Linked DNA regions of Homo sapiens: region 2 is linked to region 1. Evidence: chromatin loops called from intact Hi-C (ENCODE). Cell type or tissue: mammary epithelial cell. All regions are shown on one strand. Each heading gives the region's core, and the rest is flanking DNA. Links, peaks and the distances in the headings are about the cores only. Region 1 holds the start of LOC105370952 (a long non-coding RNA gene). Region 2 overlaps AKAP13 (A-kinase anchoring protein 13).

Region 1 (11,801 bases), core at 2,193-10,192:
GTATCTCAACGTGATTCATTCTACTATGAGTAGTTAATATTCTTCCCAGGTGCTGAAGAACCAGAAAGTCTGGAGCTGAAAATTCGAGGGTCAGGCCAGTTTAATCCCCTTTTGTTCTCAAATCAGTGATAAATAGATTACCAGAAATATTCTCAGGGACTGAGACAGACAGGCTGGACGACATAGAGAATTTATTTCAAATCCAGCTTCTGTGAATCCAGATGTCCATTCATCTCCTATGCAAAATGCTGCCGGAATCATCTGCTGACTTGTAAATGTCCATTTCCAGTCATAGAGCTCTCCCACATTAGCTTTGGGATCATGACCCAGGGAGCTGTTTAAATATCAGTCCAGCAACCTGCACTGTTAAGCTTTTTTTTTTTCCTAATCTTTTGAATTTTATTAAGACTTATTTTATCACCCAGCATATGGTCTAACTTGGTAAATATTCCAGGTGCATTTGAAAAGAATGTGTATTCTGTTCTTGGGTATAATCTCCTATAAATGGCAATTAGGTCCAGGTAACTGATAGTATTTACATATTCTATATTCTTACTGATGCCTTTGTCTAATTGTTCTATTAATTACTGAAAAAGGGATGTTAAAAATATTCAACCAGGATCGTTGACTTGCCTAGTTGTCCCTTTAATCTTCTCAGTTTGTGTTTCATACATTTGGAAGTTCTGTCATTGGTCACATATGCATATAGAAGGGGTGTATGTTCCTGCTGATTTGGTTCTTTTATTATTATAAAATAATCTGTATTGTATCTCATAATACTCCTTGCCTTGAGGTCTATTTTGTCTAATATTGTTATAATCACACCAGCTTTCTTATACTTACTATTTTCATGGTATGTACTTTTCCATTCTTTTACTTTTAAACTATCTGTGTCTTTACATTAGAAGGGTGTCCTTATAGGCACACTTTATAGAGCATAAAGACGGGAATTGCTTTTTTATTCAGCCTGATAATCTCTGTCTTTTAATTGTTATGTTTTGTCCTTTTACATTTAATGCAAATGTTGATATGTTGGTCTATCATTTTATTATTTGTTTTCTATTTGTCCTATCTCTTTTTTGTTCCTCTGTTCCTTCTTTTCTACTGTCCTTTGGGTTAATCAAACTTTTTTAGTATTCTATTTTAACTCCTCTATTGGCTTTTGAGTCACTTGCGACATTATCGTTTCATTAACCTCGCCTAGTCCTTTCTACCACTATTGTCATTATGGTACATCTACATACATTATAAACGCCACTGATTTGAGAAATTGTATTCAGCAATTAATATATAAATAATACATAAAATAATATATGAGTCGTTTGAGTTCCTTATATTCTGATTATTAATTTGTTGTCAGATGAACAATTTGAAAATATATTCTCCCATTTTTGTAGGTTGTCTCTTCACTTTCCTGATTGTTTTCTTTGCGTTTGTGCAGAAGCTTTTATGTTTGATGTGATCCCATTTGTCCATCTTTGCTTTGGTTTCCTGTGTTTGTGAGGTCTTACTCAAGAAATCTTTACCCAGACCAATGTCCTGGAGCATTTCCCCAATGTTTTTGCCTAATAGTTTCATAGTTTCAGGTCTTACATTTAAGTCTTTAATCCATTCTGATTTGATTTTTGTAAATAGTGAGAGATCAAGATCTAGTTCCAGTGTTCTGTATATGGATACCCAGTTTTCCCAGCACCATTTATTGAACAGACTGTCCTTTCCCCAATGAGTGTTCTTGGCACCTTTGGCAAAAATTCTACCTTCCAATACCAGATGAAGAGAGAGGAAAGTAGAAGGAGGAGAAAGAAAAAGAAAGGAAAGGAAGAAAAGAGAGGCAAACCAATGAGTTCAATTGGCCAATTCACACAGTGGCTTCTGTACCATCACTCTGAACACTGTCCCAGCGTAGCCCAAAGCCCCCTTGCCTCCTTCCAGCTAAGACCCTTGCTGGCCCAGATCTGTACAATCAAGAGTAGTGTTCTACACTGGAACTTCAAGTTATTCTTCCTAGTTCATAGGCACAAACTCTGCCTAAAGCACAGGACATGCCTGGATCCCCAACCACAGCCACATTCAGAGCCGGCTCCGTGTCTTCTCACAAATCCAAGGGTCACCATCTCACCTTCCCTCACAGTGAGTTTGTACTCCAAGGCCCTTGGCGTCCTTTCCTCTCATAGGGCCTTGCTCAGGACCAAGTGTTCTATACTCCTACAGGTTTCCTGATCTTTTAATTCCAGACAGGGGTTGGAATATCAGTCCTTTTCCTTCCACAAGGCCTCTAGGCTTCTAATGCAAGTCGATGCATTCTCCAACTCCCGCCACCTCCCCCAGCCACATCCCCTTGCACTTGGAGGGGAGAAGCAGCCTTGAAGAGCCAGATAAAGCATCCTGTTAGCCTCTGTTCCCAGGAAAGGATTATCTACCGTTCCTCCCCTTGCATATTGATAGGAGCTACCCAAGTGGCTCTTCAGGAAACAAAAGAGCCCATCTCATAGTGACTTTTAATATCTGGCCAGACATTGAAGATACTGGGACAGCTTTTAAAATCCAGCTTCACAGAGTACTCAAATATACAAATATCTGCTTGCACATTGAAAGCTGGCAGAATATGCCACATCAACATATGCTGCTCTGGCGTAAGGATTATTTTGAGCTATAGGCACTTTAAAAAATACATGAAAGAAGGGCATTCTGACCCTTCCCTTTCTCTTCCTGAAAGAAGGAGATAACACCTCCTTACAGAAGAGGTCCTCCCTGTGCCAGAAGGAACGTTTGTTCTTATTATCAAAGATGGGAAGTTGAGACCAAGAGAATCCTATAAAAGTAAGTCTTGTTAAAATTTGTATCTTTCTTGAGCCTCCTCATATACTTTTTTTTTTTTTTTTTTTTGAGTCAGAGTCTCTCTCTTCTCTGTCACCCAAGCTGGAGTGCAGTGGCACAATCTCGGCTCACTGAAACCTCTGCCTCCTAGGTTCAAGCAATTCTCCCGCCTCAGCCTACTGAGTAGCTGGGATTACAGGCACCCGTCACCATGCCCAACTAATTTTTGGTATTTATAGTAGACACGGAGTTTCACCATGTTGGCCAGGCTGGTCTTGAACTCCTGTCTTCAGGTGATCCGCCCGCCTCAGCCTCCCAAAGTGCTGGGATTACAGGTGTTAGCCCCACACCCAGTCAGCCCCCTCACATACTTTAGTTACTTTTCCACAATTGCCTGCCTTTGTTCAACTTAATATAAGAGCATTTAGGTTTTGTCACTTATTTGGGTATTCATTTTCTCATGAGAGCTCCCATGTCACATGAAATTTATATTAAGTAAATTTGTTTGCTTTTCTCCTGTAAATCTGCCTTATGTCAGTTTAATCCTCAGGCCCAGCCACAACACCATAAGAGGGTATAGGTAAAAAATTTTGCCTCCCTTATGCTGTCTTCTCTGTTCCTTGATGGTGAGGATATTGGGACTGACCGAGGGTTTGAAACCCCAGTGGCTGAAACAACACTGACACAGAGGAAATGTGCCATAAATGTTTGAGAATGGATGAACAGATGAATGAACTAACTGCTGAGTTAAACCCAGGCTGGGCTGACAAGAGGCAGTAGAAACAGCCTGCAGGGAGCAGAGAAAACACCTGTACATTTCCCTACACACTCCTCACTTAAGAGTGGAAACGGGGGTCTTATGGAGTCCCATTCCGTTCCAGGCCACCGGCAGAGTCGTGTTTGCTAGTGCACAGGGCCACTGTATGTTCACTCTCTGTGTACATCCACCAGACCTCCTCTTCTGCCCCTTCCTTCCAAGAGGCTAGATGCAGAAGTGGGCCAGTGTCTTCCCCAAGATCCACCATCTTGTGAGCCAGTGTCTTCCCCAAGAGTCAACATCTTGTGAGCCAGTGTCTTCCCCAAGAGCTGCCATCCTGTAAGTGAGCCAGTGTCTTCCCCAAGAGCCACCATCTTGTGAGCCAGTGTCTTCCCCAAGAGCTGCCATCTTGTAAGTGAGCCAGTGTCTTCCCCAAGAGCCAACATCTTGTGAGCCAGTGTCTTCCCCAAGAGCTGCCATCTTGTAAGTGAGGCAGTGTCTTCCCCAAGAGCCACCATCTTGTGAGCCAGTGCCTTCCTCAAGAGCTGCCATCTTTGCCTCCACGCCATCCCTCATGGAGAGACAAAATACTGGAGCAGGAAACTCTGCCTCCCAGGTTTCCTGTCACAGCAGATGCTGCAGAAACATCCTAAAGTATCCCTGTTGCATCTGATGACCAAGTCAGAGCTGGATGTGTCATCCTGCCCTTCATCCATCATGAATCTGAAGTGGTTTTGGTTACTCTGATGATGCAAGTGTGAATTTCCTTCATGAGACCTGAGTCTGCCATCCCTGAGAGCTGGAGCTGAGCCTCCAGATGTGAAAAAGAAGAGCAATGGCTCCTGTTGATTCTGGGGGAGGGGGGTGGGATAGCATGCCTCCCCCATGCAGCACCTGCTCCAGCCCCTGGCACGAGGAAGGTGCTCAGCAAGGGCGAGTTGCTGCCCTTACCATCTTAGACTCACATAAAGAGCACATGCGGCCGGGCGCGGTGGCTCACGCCTGTAATCCCAGCACTTTGGGAGTCCGAGGCGGGTGGATCATGAGGTCAGGAGATCGAGACCATCCTGGCTAACAAGGTGAAACCCCATCTCTACTAAAAATACAAAAAATTAGCCGGGCGCGGTGGCGGGCGCCTGTAGTCCCAGCTACTCGGGAGGCTGAGGCAGGAGAATGGCGTGAACCCGGGAAGCGGAGCTTGCAGTGAGCCGAGATTGTGCCACTGCAGTCCGCAGTCCGGCCTGGGCGACAGAGCGAGACTCCGTCCCAAAAAAAAAAAAAAAAAAAAAAAAAAAGAGCACATGCACCTATAAAATGGCCCAAAAACTGAGACTCACAAAAGTTAAATATTACTCAAGATTACACAGCCAGAGAGCCTTTCTCCACAGGGCTAGTGAGGCTTGGAGCATCCTACTCCAATTTGCCTTACTTGAATTTTGACCTACCTGAGATTGTATAATGTCTTAAAAATCTGATTTTTTAAGAGGAGGGACAGTGTTCTGTGACCCATCTATCTCCAGATAGCTCAGATGGTGAACTAATTCAGCCAACCCCCTATCTCCTAACTAATACCCACACTGAAACAACTCAATAATAAAAACACGAATAGCTCCATTAGAAAATGGACAAAGCAGGCCAAGCGCAGTGGCTCACACCTGTAATTCCAGCACTTTGGGAGGCCTAGGTGAGTAGATCACTCGAAGCCAGGAGTTCAAGACCAGCCTGGCCAACATGGTGAAACTCCGTCTCTACTAAAAATACAAAAATTAGCCGGGCAAGGTTGCACATGTCTGTAATCCCAGCTACTTGGGAGGCTGAGGCAGGAGAATTGCTTGAACCTGGGAAGCGGGGGTTGCAATGAGCTGAGATTGTGCCACTGCACTCCAGCCTGGGCAACAGAGTGAGACCCTGTCTCAAAAAAAAAAAAAAAGGAGAAAAAGAAAGAAAGAAAAGAAAATGGACAAAGCTGCTGGGCACTGTGGCTCACGCCTGTAATCCCAGCACTTTGGAGGCCAAGGTGGGTGAATCACTTGAGGCCACGAGTTTGAGACCAGCCTGGCCAACATAGTGAAACCCCATCTTTACTAAAAATAAAAAATTATTATAAAAATTAGCTGGGCGTGGTGGTTCGCGCCTGTGGTCCCAGCTACAAGGGAGGCTGAGGCAGGAGAATCGTTTGAACCCGGGAGGTAGAGGTTGCAGTGAGCCGAGATCCCGCCACTGCACTCCAGCCTGGGGCAACAGAGCGAGACTCCGTCTCAAAAAAAAATTTTTTTTTAGTAAAAGAAAAAGAAAATAAAACCTACTTCAAAGGGTTTTAAGAACACCATGTGAAAAAAGAATTCTACTATAACAAAATAAATATTAGCAATCTCTTCAATTTGTTTCTTTAAAAGCTGAAGGCTGATATTTAGGGGGAAGTGTTCTAATGTCTGCAATTTACTTTTTGAAATGCATCTGAAAAATAAGATGGGGCCAGGCACGGTGGTTCACAACCGTAATCCCAGCATTTTGGGAGGCCGAGGCGGGCGGATCACGAGGTCAGGAGATAGAGACCAACCTGGCTAACACGGTGAAACCCTGTCTCTACTAAAATACAAAAAATTAGCCAGGCGTGGTGGTGGGCGCCTGTAGTCCCAGCTACTCGGGAGGCTGAGGCAGGAGAATGGCGTGAACCCAGGAGGCGGAGCTTGCAGTGAGCCCAGATCACGCCACTGCATTCCAGCCTGGGCGACAGAGCAAGACTCCGTCTCAAAAAAAAAAAAAAAAATTAAAAAGAGAACAAGAAAAAGAAAAAATAAGATAGTTTGAAGGATGGAAAGAGGGATGAATAGATGGACAGATATGCAATGAAACCAATAGAGTAAAATGTGAATAACAGAATCTAGCTGATAGATAAATGTGTGTCCACTGTAAAAGCATTTGAACTTTTAAGTACTAAAGTTTTTCAGAATAAAATTTTGAGGAAAATGGGGAGAGGTGCCACTTGCATTTTACAAAATATGAACATGCTTCTCCCCTCCCCCGCTTAGTTAGACGCGCGCTCCTTTCTGGTCTGATTGCGTTAGCAAGTCACCTTGCAGCCCTGCCCAGCGATTCGGTCCGGTGGGTGCCCAGGATAACACGCGCCAGCCTTCGCCGCTTGCGAAATGTTCAGGGCTCTTGCCGCCAGAGGGCGCGCCCGCGGAGCGCTGAGCGCCAGGGCGCCAGGGGCTGGGTGGCCCGCGCCGGGAAGTGACAGACTCCGGAGCGGACTTTGCCCGGGGGTGGGTCCCAGGCCAGCTGCTACTGCAAGTACCTGCAGAAAACAGCTCTTCGAACCGGACAGTGCGAGAGTCAGCGCCTGCTGCCTGGCCGGGCAGAGATTCTGATGAAGAAGAGAGAGGAAACTGAGTGTGCTGAGGCAGTGTCAGACAATGCTAAATGCTTTCCTAGCACTTATTTCACGTTTTAGTTATAAATCAGCCTGAAAATAGAACGGTAGTGGAAGTGCGAAGGACATGCATTTCATTCCCGGCAGAGGCTGCCCAATCAGGACTCCTGGTCCTCTGAAGACAAAGCAGCTTTTTTGGGGTAGGGAGCGGGGGCGGGATAGCATGCTTCCCCCGCCCTTTCCCCCATGAGCAAAGGGGCTCAGAGTAGCTGTGTCCCCTGAGCTGAGGTGGCAGCTCCTGTGGGTGCCCTGGGACCTCACTCAGCATCTTCAAAGAGCCTGTGCACCCTGCTCCTTCCAGCTTCTTCGTGGAGGGCTGGAGAAGTTGTGAACCTTTGTCAAAAGACAGAAGCACAAACTTAAAGATCTAATTGGCTTTTATTTGCAATTCTAGAAGTGAGCAACACCTCATCCTATAAAATGAGCTGAGCACAGGAGGTTGGCTTTGCAGGCAGAGAAGAGCGGCAGAAAGCAGAAACAGAACAAAACACGGACTGATCATGTCAAAGTTACTTTCCCTACAGGGTTAAAGCAGAGGGGACTTCCTTATTACTTAGGTTGATGCAGATTAAATGGAATGTTTTAGGGGAACTGGCCCATTTCAAAGTTCAGTTTGATGACACTGCACTTAGCACAACTGACTCCATTCTGGTGTCTGGCCTGCTGGGGCCTAGTGCAGGAGACTAGTTCCATAACAACAGCCTCCCATAAATGATGTTTCACACCTCAAACCCTTCCTCACCTCCAGTCATCCCAATGCTCCCACTGACCCAAGTATTTTCTCAGACTATTTGGTTCCCCAGCCACCAGAGAATCAGGCATAAATCATAAGTCACTCTGTATTTTAAGACCATAATCATGCTGGGTGCAGTGGCTCATACCTATAATTCCAGCACTTTGGGAGACCAAGGCAGGTGGATCACCTGAGGTCAGGAGTTCGAGACCAGCCTGTCCAACATGGTGAAACCCCGTCTCTACTAATAATACAAAAATTAGCTGGGCGTCGTGGCAGGCACCTATAATCCCAGCTACTCAGGAGGCTGAGGCAGGAGAATCGCTTGAACTGGGAGGCAGGGGTTGTAGTGAGCCGAGATCATGCCACTGCACTCCACCTGGGAGTCACAGCGAGACTTTGTCTCAAAAAAAAAAAAAAAAAGAGAGAGAACCAGATATCAAGAGTACTTATAAACCCTATAATTCAATTTATATAAAACTGTAGAAAAAATAATCATGACAGAAGAAGATGAATGCTTGCCTTGGGCCATTGGCTGGGGTGTCAAATGGAATGGGGCACAAGAGAACTCTGGGGGGCAATGGAAATGTTTGTTCTGTATTTTCATTGTGGTAGCGGTCACATGTATGTAAAAACTTGTTAACATTCAATGAAAAGTTTGCTTGAAAAAAAAAAAACCTGCCTTCCATTACTCTAATCTTCATATCTGGGGTGTTCTTCCTATTGCGATTGTGTGAACAAAATCAATTGCTCTACTTGTTCAGTTTTTCCAGGTTTCTCTACTCCATGTTCCAGAAGCTACCAACTGGGAGTGTGCAGACTGACGCACAATCGTTTCCTGGCAACTCCCCAGTAGAAGCTAAGGTGTATCTGCTTCCTGCTAGGATCCTGACCCGGGACGAGGGCCCACCTCTCTGCCTGCCTCCTTTAAGGGACGCCTCCTGCTCCACAAGTTTCTGTCCTCCCTCTGAGGGAGCCCTGGAATGTGCTCCATCTACACTACTAGGGCCACGTGGACTATCCTAGGAGTTGGGAGGGCAGGGTGCAGCTGGGGAGGGAATGCTCGCAGAGAATGGGGTTGGGGTGGCTTTGGCAAAGAATGCACTTGGGGTCTGTAAAGAGGTCAGAGAAGAGCAGGGCCACCTTTGCTCATATCAGATGCTGCTTGGCCACCCACACCTGACCCTAGCTCTAAAAGCCAGTGTGTGGAGGGTCTGATTCTGTAAACTGGATGAAAGAGCAGGGAGGATTGAATGAAGAAGATACAGGAGGAGCACAGGCTACCTGGGCAGGGGGCATTTCACTGAGGTATTCTTTCAGCAAGCTTTAATTGAACAAACACAGTGGAATCTCAATGGTCTTTATGGAGTGAGTGCAGGAAAGAAAGAATGAATGAATGAATGAATGAAGATAAGATAAGATCCCTGCACTCTCAGAACTCACCTTCTAGATAAGAAGACAATTCAAATACAAAAATACCAGTAACACAGAATGGTATATGAGAGGTACCATAAAATTTTATGGAAACGAACAGAAGAGAAAAATCACTTCTAGCAACACTGCAGGGCCATCCTACCCCTTATGAGTGTTGATGCAAATTAGAAGGAGCTTACCTGAACAGACCCAGCCTCCTGGGCCCAGCGGCCTGCAAACAAAGAGCAAATGCTTTTATGCCACTCTGCTCCTCAGCCAGGCATCCTGGTGCAGGACTCAGCCTGCTTCTCTGTGAGTGGCAGCCAGGGCTTCATGGAGGAGATGACATTGGAGTTTGCTGGAAGAACAGAGAAGACAGAGAGGACTTAGACCAGTGGGGAGGTGGGGAAGGTGGCAAGGGAGCAGATTAGAGGAGAGAAGAGGATATTCCAGGCAGAAGGATGGGTGCACCAGGATCCTGGAAGCAGGGGATAAAGAGATCTTACAGGAGTGTTAAGATTCTGCTGGGGCTGTCCCCTGGAAGGCCATAGGGGCACTTATCTTTGTAGTGGGTGTCCTCAGGTCACATGCTCAGGCCAGCCAAGCAGGGCAGCCCAGTGACTAGAGAGCATAGGCCTGGGAACTCTTATGAGTTGAATTTTGTCCCCCCAAAATTTATACGTTGGAACCCTAACCCCCAGTGTCTCTGAATATGACTGTACTTGGAGTTAGGGTCTTTAAGGAGGTAATAAGTTCGAATGAGGTCACAGAGCAGGGCCCTAATCCAACAGAACTGCTGTTCCTAAGAAAAGGAAGGCACACCAGGATGTGTCAGCACAGAGAAAAGACCGTGTAAGGACCCCATGAGTAGGCAGCCATCTGCAAGCCAAGGAGAGAGGCCCCAGAAGAAGCCAGACCTGCCAAAACCTTGATCTTGGAACTCCAGCCTCCAGAACTGTGTGAAAATAAGCTTCCATTATTGAAGCCCCCAGTCGGTGTTGGCAGCCTGAGCAAACGAACACAGGAGTCAACATCAGGCTCCTAACTTCCTCACTGTGTGTCCTGAATGAGTCATGTAGCCTAGCTCAGTTTGTTTTCTGATCTGATATGGAAAGCAAAGGTAGAAACGCCCAGGGTGGCAATGAAGCTTAAGTGAAATTGCACTTGTAAAATAGGCAGCTGGCAAGTACGCAGATGTTGACAGAATAGTCTGGTTTCTAAAATGAGATGCAGGCCGGGCACGGTGGCTCATGCCTGGAATCCTAGCACTTTGGGAGGCCAAGGTGGGCAGATCACCTGAGGTCAGGAGTTCAAGGCCAGCCAGGCCAACATGGTGAAACCCCATCTCTACTAAAAATACAAAAAAAATTAGCTGGGTGTGGTGGTGCCTGCCTGTAATCCCAGCTACTCTCAAAAATAATAGTAATAATAAAAAATAAATAAAATGAGATACAGGCACCCTGTGGGGGTGAGGAGGGGAGAAAATTCACTGGAGTGGAGGAAGAAAAGATAAGAACTTATTTCTTTTTCTTTTTCTTTTTTTTTTTTGAAACAGAGCCTCACTCTGTTACCCAGGCTGGAGTGCAGTGGCGCGGTCTCTGCTCACTGCAACCCCTGCCTCCCAGGTTCAAGCAATTCTCCTGCCTCAGCCTCCCAAGTAGCTGGGACAACAGGCACCTGCCATCACGCCCAGCTAATTTTTGTATTTCCAGAACAGACGGGGTTTCACCATATTGGCCACGCTGGTCCCAAACTCCTTACCTTGTAATCCACCTTCCTCGGCCTCCCAAAGTGCTAGGATTACAGGCGTGAGCCACCGCACCTGGCCAATAACTTATTTTTTATAGTTAGTTCTTTTTTTCTTGAGACGGAGTTTCACTCTCGTTGCCCAAGCTGGAGTGCATTGTTGTGATCTCGGCTCACAGCAACCTCCGCCTCCAGGTTCAAGCAATTCTCCTGCCTCAGCCTCCTGAGTAGCTGGGATTACAGACACGTGCCACCACGCCTGGCTAAGTTTTTTAGTTTTTTTGTAGAAACACGGTTTCACCATGTTAGCCAGGCTGGTCTTGAACTCCTGACCTCAGGTAATCTGCCCGCCTTGGCCTCCCAAAGTGCTGGGATCACAGGCGTGAGCCACCGTGCCCAGCCAATATAGTTATTAGTTATTTCTTTTCTTTCTTTTTTTTTTTTGAGACAGAGTCTCACTCTGCTGCCCAGGCTGGAGTGCAGTGGCGTGATCTCAGCTGACTGCAACCTCTGCCTCCCGGGTTCAAGCAGTTCTTGTGCCTCTGCCTCAGCCTCCCGAGTAGCTGGGACTACAGGTGTGCACCACCACGCCCGGCTAATTTTTGTAATTTCAGTAAAGACAGAGTGTCACCATATTGGCCAGGCTGGTCTCGAACTCCTGACCTAGTGATCAGCCCACCTCTGCCTCCCAAAGTGCTGGGATTACAGATGTGAGCCACTGCATCCAGTGCAATATAGTTATTTCTTAAATTTATTTTTATAGTTATTCTTATGTCCCCATTTTACATTTCTCTTTTTATATATGGCTTTAATGAGCATAATACATTAATGTTTATAATTTATGAAAAAGTATCATCCTTGTAATTTCTACTTTGTGCATGGTTTTAAGGTACACCCTATAT
Region 2 (11,801 bases), core at 2,607-10,606, 360 kb after region 1:
ATTAGAGAAATGTGAATATAGACTTACATCATGTAAGAGTATTACATCAATGTTACAATTCCTGTTTTTTGTTAATTATACTGTGGTTATGAAGCAGAATGTCTTCATTCTTAGGAAATATATGCTGAAATATTTAAGGGGAACAGAGTATACTGTTTGCAACTTTCAAATGACTAAAATAAATAAAAATATGTAATACAGAGAATAAGCAAATGTGACTAAATTTAACAAGAGTTGATAGAGGTGAAGTTATTGTATTCTTCTTGTAACTTCTCTGTACATTTAAAGTTTTGTTTTGTTTTTTGAGATGGGGTCTCGCTCTGTAGCCCAGGCTATAGTGCAGTGGTATGTTCATAGCTCACTGCAGGCTTGAACTCGTGGGCTCAAGCGATCCTCCTGCCTTGGCCTCCCAAGGTACTAGGATTACAGGCATGAGCCACTGTGCTTGGCCTTGGAGTTATTTCAAATAAAACCCATTAAATCTTTTAAAACATGAAATGGAAGAGTAAACTTGGGTTACCTATTCTTTAAAAGGATTTTATTTCTGCAAGTCTCTATAATATTAAGTGCTATGACATGTTTGCATCTTATGGAACAGTTGTGGACTTGGTATTTGTAATAAGACATCTTGGTATATAGAAGAATGAAAATGAATTTCAGAGTAACCATTTCTGGGTAAAGCCCCACTTCTGCCATTCACTAGATGAACCGTCTTAACCTTATGTTTCCTTATGTATGACGAAAGTAACGATGCAGCTTTCTCTGCTCTGGGACTGGTAACACTGCTGTGAGCACTGCATGCATTAACGTAAGGCATGCAAATGTGCTTTCTTAACTATGAGGTACTATGCAAACATGAGCTCTTGTTTTTAAGGAGCTGTCAACTAGAAAGGTTACAGGTGATGCAAATGAATTACACAACTGCAGGTAAAGTACCCACAGAAAACTAGAGAATGAAAGGACTACTATTAAATCATATTATACACCACTTATTCAGGTTCACAAATGGAGTAACAGTACCAAGTTTTGAAAATAGTTTTTTTCCTCCCAAAAAGCAATCCAGCCATGAAACAATATAAAAACAAAGAAGTATTCTTTATTACACTGTCCTCTCATAAGAGCCAAATCTGCTAAAATATATATATTATATATAAAATATATAATATATATAATATATAATATATAATAAATATATATAAATATATACATATTCCTCAATTCAAGAACATCCATTTATATCTAAATGTGGATCTTAATGACAACTAGAAAGGACTAAAACTATTTTTTCCTCAAAAGGGTAGTCCAAAATATGTATGTTTAAACTATCTAAGAATCCCATCTGCCCAGGGTCAGCAGATCCACATTAGGATAAATCCCAGTATCCCTAAGAGGTCTGACTTGACCTCAAGCCAGAAGGAGCTCTAATGTTTTCTGAGTACACACAGGGATAGGAGCTGTAGTAGGGTTCAGATGTGAGGGAAGGTAGGCCCAGGGAGATTATCCAGTGGTCTGTTAAATCCTACAAGATCCAGCTTCTTCCTCATCTCCTCCCTAAATCTCCAACCTCATGCAGAAGAGATTGGACCCCTTCCCCTTGCACTCATTAAGCCCCAGCCACTGTTCTGTTCCTCAAACATATTAAGTTACTACTTCTCATTTTAGAGTTTCTGCATTTGTTCCCTTGGGCTAGAACACTTCTAGGAGCTTCACATGCTGGCTCCTTCAGGTCTCAGCCTAAATGACATGCCCCTCAAAGGCCTTCCCTGACCACCCAAGATAAAACAGCCCCTGGTCAGGCACAATCACATCGCCATTTCATTTATTTTCATAGAACTTTTCTTCCTGATATGTTATCTTGCTGTCTTCCTTCTTCTCACTACAATGCAAGTACCAGGAGAGCAGGGACCTTCTGTTTTGTTCATGGCTAAATCTCCAGCATCCAGAACAGGTCTTGGCACAAAGAAGGCACCTGAATAAAAGAATAAATTGCCCAGCTCCAGCCCAAAGTTTACTTCCAATCCTGATGTATAAGTGAAATTAAGAAACACCAGGAACAAAATGTTTAAGGCTAAAATGCAACCCAGGTTTCTGGAACTCCTTTCTTGACTCACTTTGTCTTCTACACCACAGTCCACTATACTAATTCCATCCACTCTTTTAGCTTCTCAAAGAGCTCATCTATTCTTACAGTCACATGGTGTCAAAAGAATCAATTTCTTAGAGAAGACTCAAACGATTTCACTTCAAAACCAACTTCCTTGCTCTGTAGTTTCAAGCACACACCTCCACCTATGAACAGGATACCCATGTGACTTTATTTAACATGTGTAAAGAACAAGATCATCATCTCCTTCTTCTCTATACCCAATGATGGCATCAGCTGTCACTCACACTCAAGTTCTCAATCAACTGTCATTCATGGTTCTCTTTCACTCCCTATAGTCTAATAAAGCATTTGGCCCTGCTGTTTCTTTTGAAATATTTCTTGCATCTGCCACTGCCTCTCCATCTTTCCTCTCTCTAAACAATCCAGGCCCTCATACCAAGAAGGATACTACTAAGCTACTCAGAGTTTTTAGCACTACCACTAAATGGAACTGAAAATGCAATTCTTATGAATTCATCTGGCAATAATCATTACTTTTGTGGCGACTGTGAGAAAAACCCGACTTAGTGATGTAACTAGCTTGCCTAACATAAAGGTTGTACTCATGCAATCAGAGCTAACAGACAGGAAAACCAAGGCATAGCCATATTGAGCTACTGGTCTCCAAAGTTTCAGGCCAGGGTCCTGCACATTTTATGGTGAACATTTCATTGAAAATAATTCATTAAAAGAGCTTAATTGAAACATCCAACAGTACTGCCACCTGTACACTTTGGAACCTTCCTTACATTTTTAACTATTGCAACGTATTCTGGACACATCTTTATTCAAAGTCTGATTAAAATATTTATTTGGAGTCCAGCCTATTTGTCTTAACTGACAGATAAAAGTTCTTCTCCGGGTACAGTGTTTTTCCTTATTTAGCAGCAATATTCTCCCTTCTAATGATGATACTCACCCCTGGCAGATCCCAAATATGATCTAAATGAAAATCTTCACAGTCTTTGTTCTCTTGCTTATTTCTTTGTCCAGGTGCAGAGAACTTCCCCCACCACCCTGCTCAATGAGCCATCATAAAACAGCTACTTTTCCTCACCAAAACAGCATAAATCCCTGCAACTTGACTCAGTTCACTGAGAATCCAATACACTGTTACTCTCCTTTTAAAAAGGAGATAACATATTGCCCCATTAAGTATTACTGTTGATGGACATACTTGAATCCTGAAGTTTAAAGAAGTATTCTTCAGTAGAGCCTGCTCAAGTCAATTAAACACAAACATATACAAAGCACTTAGTGTATTAACTATGTTACTCAGAACTGAGCTGTGCTTCCCTAACAGAATGAAACTTTTTAAAGCTTAACAAGGTTTACAGTGGTTTCTATGACTTAAGTCCAGAAAACAAAGGTTCAATTCACAATTTACCACCAATTAGCTGTGCCATCTTATCACAACATCTTCAGACCTCGTTTCCTCATGTCTAAAAGGGAGAGGTTGAAGCATATATTAGCTAAAGTATTTACTAACTCTAAAGTTCTCAGGCTCCATGATGGCAAGATCAGAGAGTTTCTAACTGACCTAACTGCATTTATCCTTTCCTTCCCAAGTATCCTTTATCACTAATTTTCTCAAACTACTACTCTATTAGTTTTCTACTGCTGTTACAAAAAATTATCACAAACTCAGTGGCTTAAGACAACATAAATTTATTATCATATATCATTTCTGGAAGTCAGAAGTCCAAAATGACTTTCACTTGTTTAAAAATCAAGGTGCCAGCAGGGCTGTGTTCCTTCTAGAGTCTCTATGTGGAGAAAGTGTTCTTTTGCTATTTCCAGCTTCTAGAGCTGCATTCCGTAGCTCATGGGCTCCTTCCTCCATGTTCTAAGCCAGCAGTGTAGCATCTTCAAATCTCTGACCACTGACTCTCCTGATACTCCCTCTCACTCATGAGAACTCCTGTAATTACAACGGGAAGCTCAGATATTTCAGAATAAGCTCCCATCTTAAGATCCTCAACTTAATCAAGTATGAAAAGTTCTTTTTGCCATGTAAGGTAAATATTCACAGGTTCTAGGGATTAAGAAGTGAATAAATTTGGGGAAGCCATCCTTCTGTATAACACAACTACTTATTTACAACTGTTCCCTAACCAAAAACCTTTAATACTCAAAACCAGACAAAGACATCACAAGAAAGCTATAGAACATATCTCTATGTATAGACACAAGAGTCCTCAAAATACTTTCAAAACAAATCCAACAACATATAAAAAAGATTGTGCAGCATTATCAAATGATACTTACCTCAGAAATGCCAGGTTGCCTTAACATTAAAAATTCAACCAAGGTAGCCTGGCAACACAGCAAGACCTTATCTCTAAAAATTAAAACAGGCCAGGCAGGATGGCTCATACTGTAATCCCAGCACTTTGGGAGGCCGAGGTGGAAGGATCACTTGAGCCCAACCTGGGCAGCATAGTCAGATCTCGTCTCTACAAAAAATAAATACAAATAGCTGGGCATGGGTGCACATGCCTGTGGTTCCAGCTACTCAGGAGGCTGAGGTGGGAAGAGCATTTGAGCCTGGGAGATCGCAGCTACAGTGAGTCATGGTCGCGCCACTGCACTCCAGCCTGGGTGACAGAGCAAGACCTTGTCTCAATAAATACATAAATAAATAGCCAGGCATGATGGCGCACACCTGTAGTCCTAGCTACTCAGGAGGCTGAGGTGGGATGATCCCTTGATCCCAGGAGTTCCACGATGCTGTGAGCTATGATCATGTCACTGCACTCCAGGCTGGGTGACAGAGCAAGACCTTGTCTCAATAAATACATAAATAAATAGCCAGGCATGGTGGCGCACATCTGTAGTCCTAGCTACTCAGGAGGTTGAGGTGGGATGATCCCTTGATCCCAGGAGTTCCACGATGCTGTGAGCTATGATCATGTCACTGCACTCCAGCCTGGGTGACAGAGCAAGGCCCCATCTCCATAAATAAATAAAAACTATTTAATTGAGTCAATGTAATATATCACATTAATGAAAGGAAAAAAACCTACATGGCCATCTCAACACAGAAAGATCACCTGACAAAATCCAACATGTTTTCATCATAAAAATAGTCAAACTAGGAATAGAAGGGAATGTCCTCATTTAACAAAAGATTCCTGTGAAAAACCCACACCTAACAACATCATACTTACTGGTGAAAGCTTGGATGCTTTCTCTTTAAGATCAGGAAAAGACAAGGATGTTTGCGCTCACCACTTCTATTCAATGTTGTACCAGACATGCTTCTCAGGGCAATTAGGCAAGAAAAAGAAATAAAACGCATCCAGATTGGAAAGGAAGAAAACGATCTCTGATCACTTGATCCTGTACAGAGAAAATCCTAAGGCATCCACTTAAAAACTGTGGCCAAACAAGTTAGATTATAGTTTGTAACTCATCTCTGACACAAGGCTATAGTTTCAGGGATCAGTACACAAAAATCAACAGTATTTCTATATATAAGCAATGAACAATCAAAAACTGAACAATTGGCCAGGTGCTGTGGCTCACGCCTGTAATCCCAGCACTTTGGGAGCTGGGTGGATCACGAGGTGAGGAGTTCGAGACCACCCTGGCAAACATGGTAAAACCCTGTCTCTACTAAAAATACAAAAAATTAGCCAGGAGTGGTGGCAGGCACCTATAGTCCCAGCTACTTGGGAGGCTGAGGCAGGAGACTGGCGTGAACCTGGGAGGCGGAGCTCGCAGTGAGCCAAGATCGCGCCACTGCACTCCAGCCTGGGCAACAGAGCCAGACTCCATCCAAAAAAAAAAAAAAAAAAGAACTGAACAATTAAGATAACAAAATTAACAATACCATCAAAATGAATAAAACCATAAGCAACAAATTTCAAGGAAGTACCAAGTTTATACAGTGAAAACTACCAAACACTGTTGAAAGAAATCAAAAACAACCTAAATGAAAGGAATCGACTTCAGAGTCCAGAAAAAATTCCTCACACTTCTGATCAATTTCAACAAGGATGCCCAAGACAATTCAATGGGAGAAAGAACAGTCTTTTCAACAAATGGTGCTGGAACAACTGGAGATCCACATGCAAAAGAAAAAAGTTGGACTCTTCCCTTACAAAATACACAAAAATGAACTCTCACATTACATACCTAAATGTAAGAGCTAACTAAACCTATACAATTCCTAGATGAAAACATAGGAATAAATCTCTGTGACTTTAGGTTATGCAAAGAATTCTTCTTAGATATGATGCCAAAAAAAAAAGCAACAACAAAACATTATCAAAACTGAAAATTTTTGTGCTTGAAAGGATAGCATCAAGAAAGTGAAATGACAACCCACTGAATGAGGGAAGTCCCTCACTTTAGGGAGATGAGTCCTAAAGAAAACAGTACTCTTGCCAATGACATAGTGCCACCTAGTGGCAACATAAGGTAAATCACAGTGGCAGTAGGAGGATCTCCACACTACTTTTACAGGAATGCACTGCAGGTAAAAAATAAGAAGCTACAGTACTGTTTGGCAGGACAATTTGTTTCATACATGCATACTATTACCCTGACTAAATTAACTCTCAAGTCTTACAGGTATTATTTGTTTTCATTTCCATGCACAGATTAGCCATTTAGTATTTACTAAATCAAACTCAATTTCTGAAGTGTCTTACACCAATATATTCATGGACATATGGTTAAAATTTTCCTTGAGGATCTATCATGTGAGAGTGTGGCTTATTATAACAAGTAAGCAGAACAGATAAACACAAAATAATAAGAAATCTCATGATTTACTCACATATAAGGGAGCTTGCTGTGGATTAAGTTTCATGACCCAGGACACTGAAACAGAAATGGAATAAATGAGAATAAAATTAAAAGTTGTCACCGAAAATATATAAGCCACCTAAAGTCCTAGGTGTCAAGCATAGCTCTGTGAGTACAATCCCGTGCCCGAGATTACCATATGCCCAGCTGTATGCTATACACTAAGAGATTTAGGAAGGAAGCGGGGTCAGGAATTGATCCCAGACTCAATCTTTTCAAGTGGGGAAGAAAGATCTTCCGATTGAAAAATAAAGACAAAAGGCTTCACTGTCACAGAAGTTTCAACAACCAACAGGATATTTAAAACAGTTATCAAAGCAAAACCATTGTATGTTCACTTACATTTTTACGTAGTCCCTCAAACTCACAAAATGCTGTTTACTCAGGGACTTCTTGCAGTCTTACTAGGGAGCCTGGAAAGTGAGGGGAGGATTGCAAGGGACCACTAGAACTCTCTTCCTCAATTCCCCTTCTCTGAGAAGGGAGGCTACAGCTTGCCTCTCTAACCACTAAAAGGCATGACCCTCCTCAAAGTTAATAGCTGGATTCCCTGATTGTTATGTTCACTAAATGAATTCTCATAAAAATCTCATTAAGATTTAGAGAAGGCTTCCAGGGTTGAATTCCTGAACATTAAGAATAGCATGTTCTTAAAAGTTTAACTTGGTGATTGGACCAGGACTTCATCTAGGCTATAAATGCTCAGAAGGGTAGGTCCTTTACCAAACACCCTGAGTTTGAGTATAAAGTGATCTCAATCTCTTAAGAGTCAGAGAAACAGAACCAAGTGACTTTACTATAATTTGATCTGAGGAAGTTTCTTACTCACAATAGGTAAATGAAGGCACATACTAACCAGCAAAATAACAGTATAAAGTGTCATTCATACATGCAAAAACACAGACAAAATAACAAACTTTGTATTCTAACAAATCACAAAAGCCTCACTGAAATTGAAATGACCAACTGTTGGGACTGAAAAGCAATGCCTTGGTAGCCTAGCCATGCCTAACTCAAATAACAGAACCATCTCGATATTACAATCCTCACAGATCAAGTTGTGTATGTCTCGGATCAAGACTTCACCAAAAGGCAGTTAACACACACTTAGAGGGAAAAAAATCTACATCAGCCTCCTAAATGCAATCATCTCCACACCAGTTGCAGGCCCCAAGCTTCAACGTGTTCTGCTGGACAACGCAGTAGAAAACTGACAAGCAAGTGGCTTTCCCACACTGACTGAACCACCTCCATGCCCATGCCCATTCATTCTCTGGTCCACCCCATGCGCTATAACAGACCTCCTGGCTCAGGGCACTCTTTCCTTCCTGACTATCTTCACTTAATGACTTTGTACTTTTAGGTGCAAAAATTATCTGCAGAAATCCACACTGAAAACCAAGCTTGAGAAAGGCAGCAATAACCAACCAACATTTTTAGAAGAACAAAGTCAATTTCAAGCCCATCAGATTCAAACAGCAAGCATGGATGAAAATGAAAGATTGAAAGGCTTGAGTGCCTTCTTAATGTATTAAATATCCATTTAATTTACAATTAAGCTCACTGTGCTCACTGGCCTTTTAATCAGCTTTCCAGGGCCTGCTCAGACTTGCCTAGGACATGGGAATGAAAGAACCTATAAATTTATGGACCAATCTACCTTAACTAACTTGTCAAGTGTTCCTGCATCAAGCAGAAGAAATATCAGTGAAATTTATACAGGAATTAACACCTTGTTAAGCCACAAAAATTAAAAGAGTGTCGTCCAATCTTGTAGCTTCCCTGGGCCACGCTGGAAGAAGAAGAATTGTGTTGCGCCACACATAAAATATACTAACACTAATAATAGCTGATAAGCTTTAAAAAAAATTGCAAAAAAAGAAAATTTCATAATTTTTTTGTTTGTTTGTTTTTGAGATGGAGTCTCGCTCTGTCGCCCAGGCTAGAGCGCAGTGGCACAATCTTGGCTCACTGCAACCTCTGCCTTCTGGGTTCAAGCAATTCTCCTGCCTCAGCCTCTCGAGTAGCTGAGATTACAGGCACCCGCCACAACACCCAGCTGATTTTTTGGTGTTTTTTTTTTTTTTTTTTTGAGACGGAGTCTCGCTCTGTCGCCCAGGCCGGACTGCGGACTGCAGTGGCGCAATCTCGGCTCACTGCAAGCTCCGCTTCCCGGGTTCACGCCATTATCCTGCCTCAGCCTCCCCAGTAGCTGGGACTACAGGCGCCCGCCACCGCAACCGGCTAATTTTTTGTATATTTAGTAGAGACGGGGTTTCACCTTGTTAGCCAGGATGGTCTCGATCTCCTGACCTCATGATCCACCCGCCTCGGCCTCCCAAAGTGCTGGGATTACAGGCGTAAGCCACCATGCCCAGCCAATGTTTTAAGACAGTTTACGAATTTGTGTTGGGCCACATTCAAAGCCTTCACAGGCTGCATGCAGCCTGCAGGCCACGGTTTGGACAAGCCTGGATTAGAGAAATCTACAGAGACAAACTAGTGACTTAGCAGCCCTCTGATGTTTCGTGATTTGCAAGAAACTTCGGATGACTATGTGTAAAGACCACAAACATCAATTTAACTGAATGGTTCCCGCCACACTGGAATGAGGAAGCTGAGCAAACTTAGAGGGCTCTAAGAAAGGGCTGATGTCATCTGAACTGTTCGGAATTATAAACTCCTCTAAACATGTTTCAAAACCAGAACTCGTAAGAGTTGTTCTGATACAAGGATTAAAAGAGGGATGACAAAGTGTCTGTCCCTCACACTGGTCAAAGGGACAGGTCATTGTTATGCTGGCAACACAGGCTGCTGAAAAGAATGTATCTGTCAAAAGTAATCAAAGTAATGACCCCAGAAGGCTCCAGAAACAGACTGGTAAATTCAGGTTGCTTTCAGACTTCCACAATGCTGGCACACAACGGGAAAGACAAAACTAACATTTACAGAGCATTATATTTGATATTACATTTAATCCCCACTAAAAAGATACTATTTCCCCTATTTCACTAGTGAAAAAAATTGATCTTTCAAAGGTTAAATCATTTAACACCAAGGTCAAAGGGTAAGTTGGAGAGACCAGATTCAAACCCAGTCTGACGTTAAAACGTGTGTTTTTCCCCCCACATCGTAAGAGGATCTCCTGCTAATGACCTCAAATCTAAAAACTGACTTGCCCTATACCTCGAGCCCCATCCTACAAACTCTCCCTGACATTGTTAATTCAGCTGTCATTGTGCACCTACAATGTGCCAGACACCATACTCCTCAAGACTCTGTAGGCACAGAAGGAACAGACAAAAATCCCTACCTTCATAGATATTATTCTAGGGGTAACACAGGTAAATAAAACATTAAAATAAATAGTTTTCACACAGTAACAAATTCTATAGAGAAAAATAAAACAGAAGAAGGAATAGCAAATGAGGGAGATGCCCTTTAAAACATGGTGCTGAGGGAAGGCCTCCCTGAGAAGATATCATTTACCCCAAAAATAAAAAAGCAAGTAATAGAAATAACAGCTAAAAGGTGTTCTAGACACTTAAACCTGCCACAACATTGAGAACTCAGGGTTCTGATGCAAAACCTCGCTGCATATAATGCATTAACTTATTTTATACATTTAAACAAACTCTACTTAAGAACTGAGTTCTAAAGGGAGGAGCATATTACAGGAAGGCAGTTTTTGGTCAGAGTAAACACACTTAAAAACTAAACCTACTGAAAGACCAAGAACAACTGAAAGTCTTTGCTTTGTCAGTAGATTTTTTTACCAAAATGAAAATTAAAGAAACACATCATGCCCATCCAATGATTTCACCAAGGAATTTTAAGAGAGAAAATCCTACTTCTTCCTCACCCAGTAGCCAGTGAAATGACTGAGCAAATTCACAAGTTCACTGAGGCTGCTTTCATGTAACACAGGGACAATACATGACAGACACAGTGGAACCCTACAGGTTGCCTAGTATTTAAAGACTGTGAAGAGGAGGAAATGTCAAAATTCAAAGTCTTAAATGATGTGGTTTTAAGTATGTTCAGCAATTTCACCACTCAGTAGTAAAGCCAGCTACAGTTGAAAGGAATCAGAAATTTGAGGGGTGTGAAATAAGCAGAAGCACAGAAGTTAAGAATTTGTATTCTTCCCACATTTTCCACTTTATTTTATACTGATGAGAAAAAACAAATTTAATAGTTTTCTGCTGTATAAAAGAGACACATTCACTTTATGTCAAAATAAGAGTCACTCAATTTTAATACAACTATCTCAATTTATAAATTAACATTCTCCCCCACTGACCACACACAGTAAGTCTCTTCTGGTGTTGTTGATTAGAGAAGCAAAAGTTGCTGCTACAATTCTCTTCCTACATTTTAATATAAACAATCATCAGTCTTTTCTTCATAAAGTGCAGTGTGGACACCATCATCAGAATGTACCAGCGCTGGGTGTGCAAAGTTTACAAAGATCAGCAATAGCAAAAGTTTGGAGATTTTTGAAATTCATGCTGCTGCAAAGAACTATGTAAAAACCACTCACTATAGAGGACCACAGAGAAACTCAGGCATGAAGTTATATGGCTGTGTGATTGGTTTGGGAAAAGGAACAGAAAGCATTTCCACCAACCCGTATGTCTGAACAAATGACTGCAAAACCTCAGAAGCTACGAAAATGTTTATATACTAACCAAATACCTCTTAATAAGCCAGAGAAACAGTGTGTCTCCTTAGGACAGACGCGGTGGCACACGCCTGTAATCCCAGAATTTTGGGAGGTCAAGGCAGGCTGATCACTTCAGATAAGGAGTTTCAGACCATCCTGGCCAACATGGTGAAA

What was found. Peaks named below come from ENCODE experiments on the same cell type or tissue, not always from the same donor. Only the 100,000 strongest peaks of a DNase experiment are listed, where the experiment ranks them.
Region 2: it touches region 1 in a loop (6-fold over the local background); 39 of 110 quality-filtered maps call a loop at or near these places.

What each region holds. Positions count from the first base shown.
Region 1 is chr15:85,835,683-85,847,483 of GRCh38, reverse strand. LOC105370952 (a long non-coding RNA gene) reads right to left here and starts at 10,193. Exons shown (of 3, transcript XR_932580.2): 1 at 10,071-10,193; 2 at 9,354-9,511; 3 at 6,420-6,941. RefSeq lists a silencer at 6,590-6,849. In mammary epithelial cell, for the core only: a CTCF peak has its summit at 6,750 (motif pointing right); a DNase peak (open chromatin) is centred at 6,743; H3K4me3 peaks cover 241 bases.
Region 2 is chr15:85,480,885-85,492,685 of GRCh38, reverse strand. It overlaps AKAP13 (A-kinase anchoring protein 13), which reads right to left. Exons shown (of 37, transcript NM_007200.5): 2 at 6,933-6,976. The coding sequence starts at 6,965. Among named protein-coding and RNA genes, the nearest start is that of AKAP13, 110 kb to the right of the region's middle. RefSeq lists an enhancer at 10,905-11,064 and a silencer at 11,599-11,648. In mammary epithelial cell, for the core only: a CTCF peak has its summit at 6,551 (motif pointing left); DNase peaks (open chromatin) are centred at 3,505, 6,535 and 9,535; H3K27ac peaks cover 1,390 bases.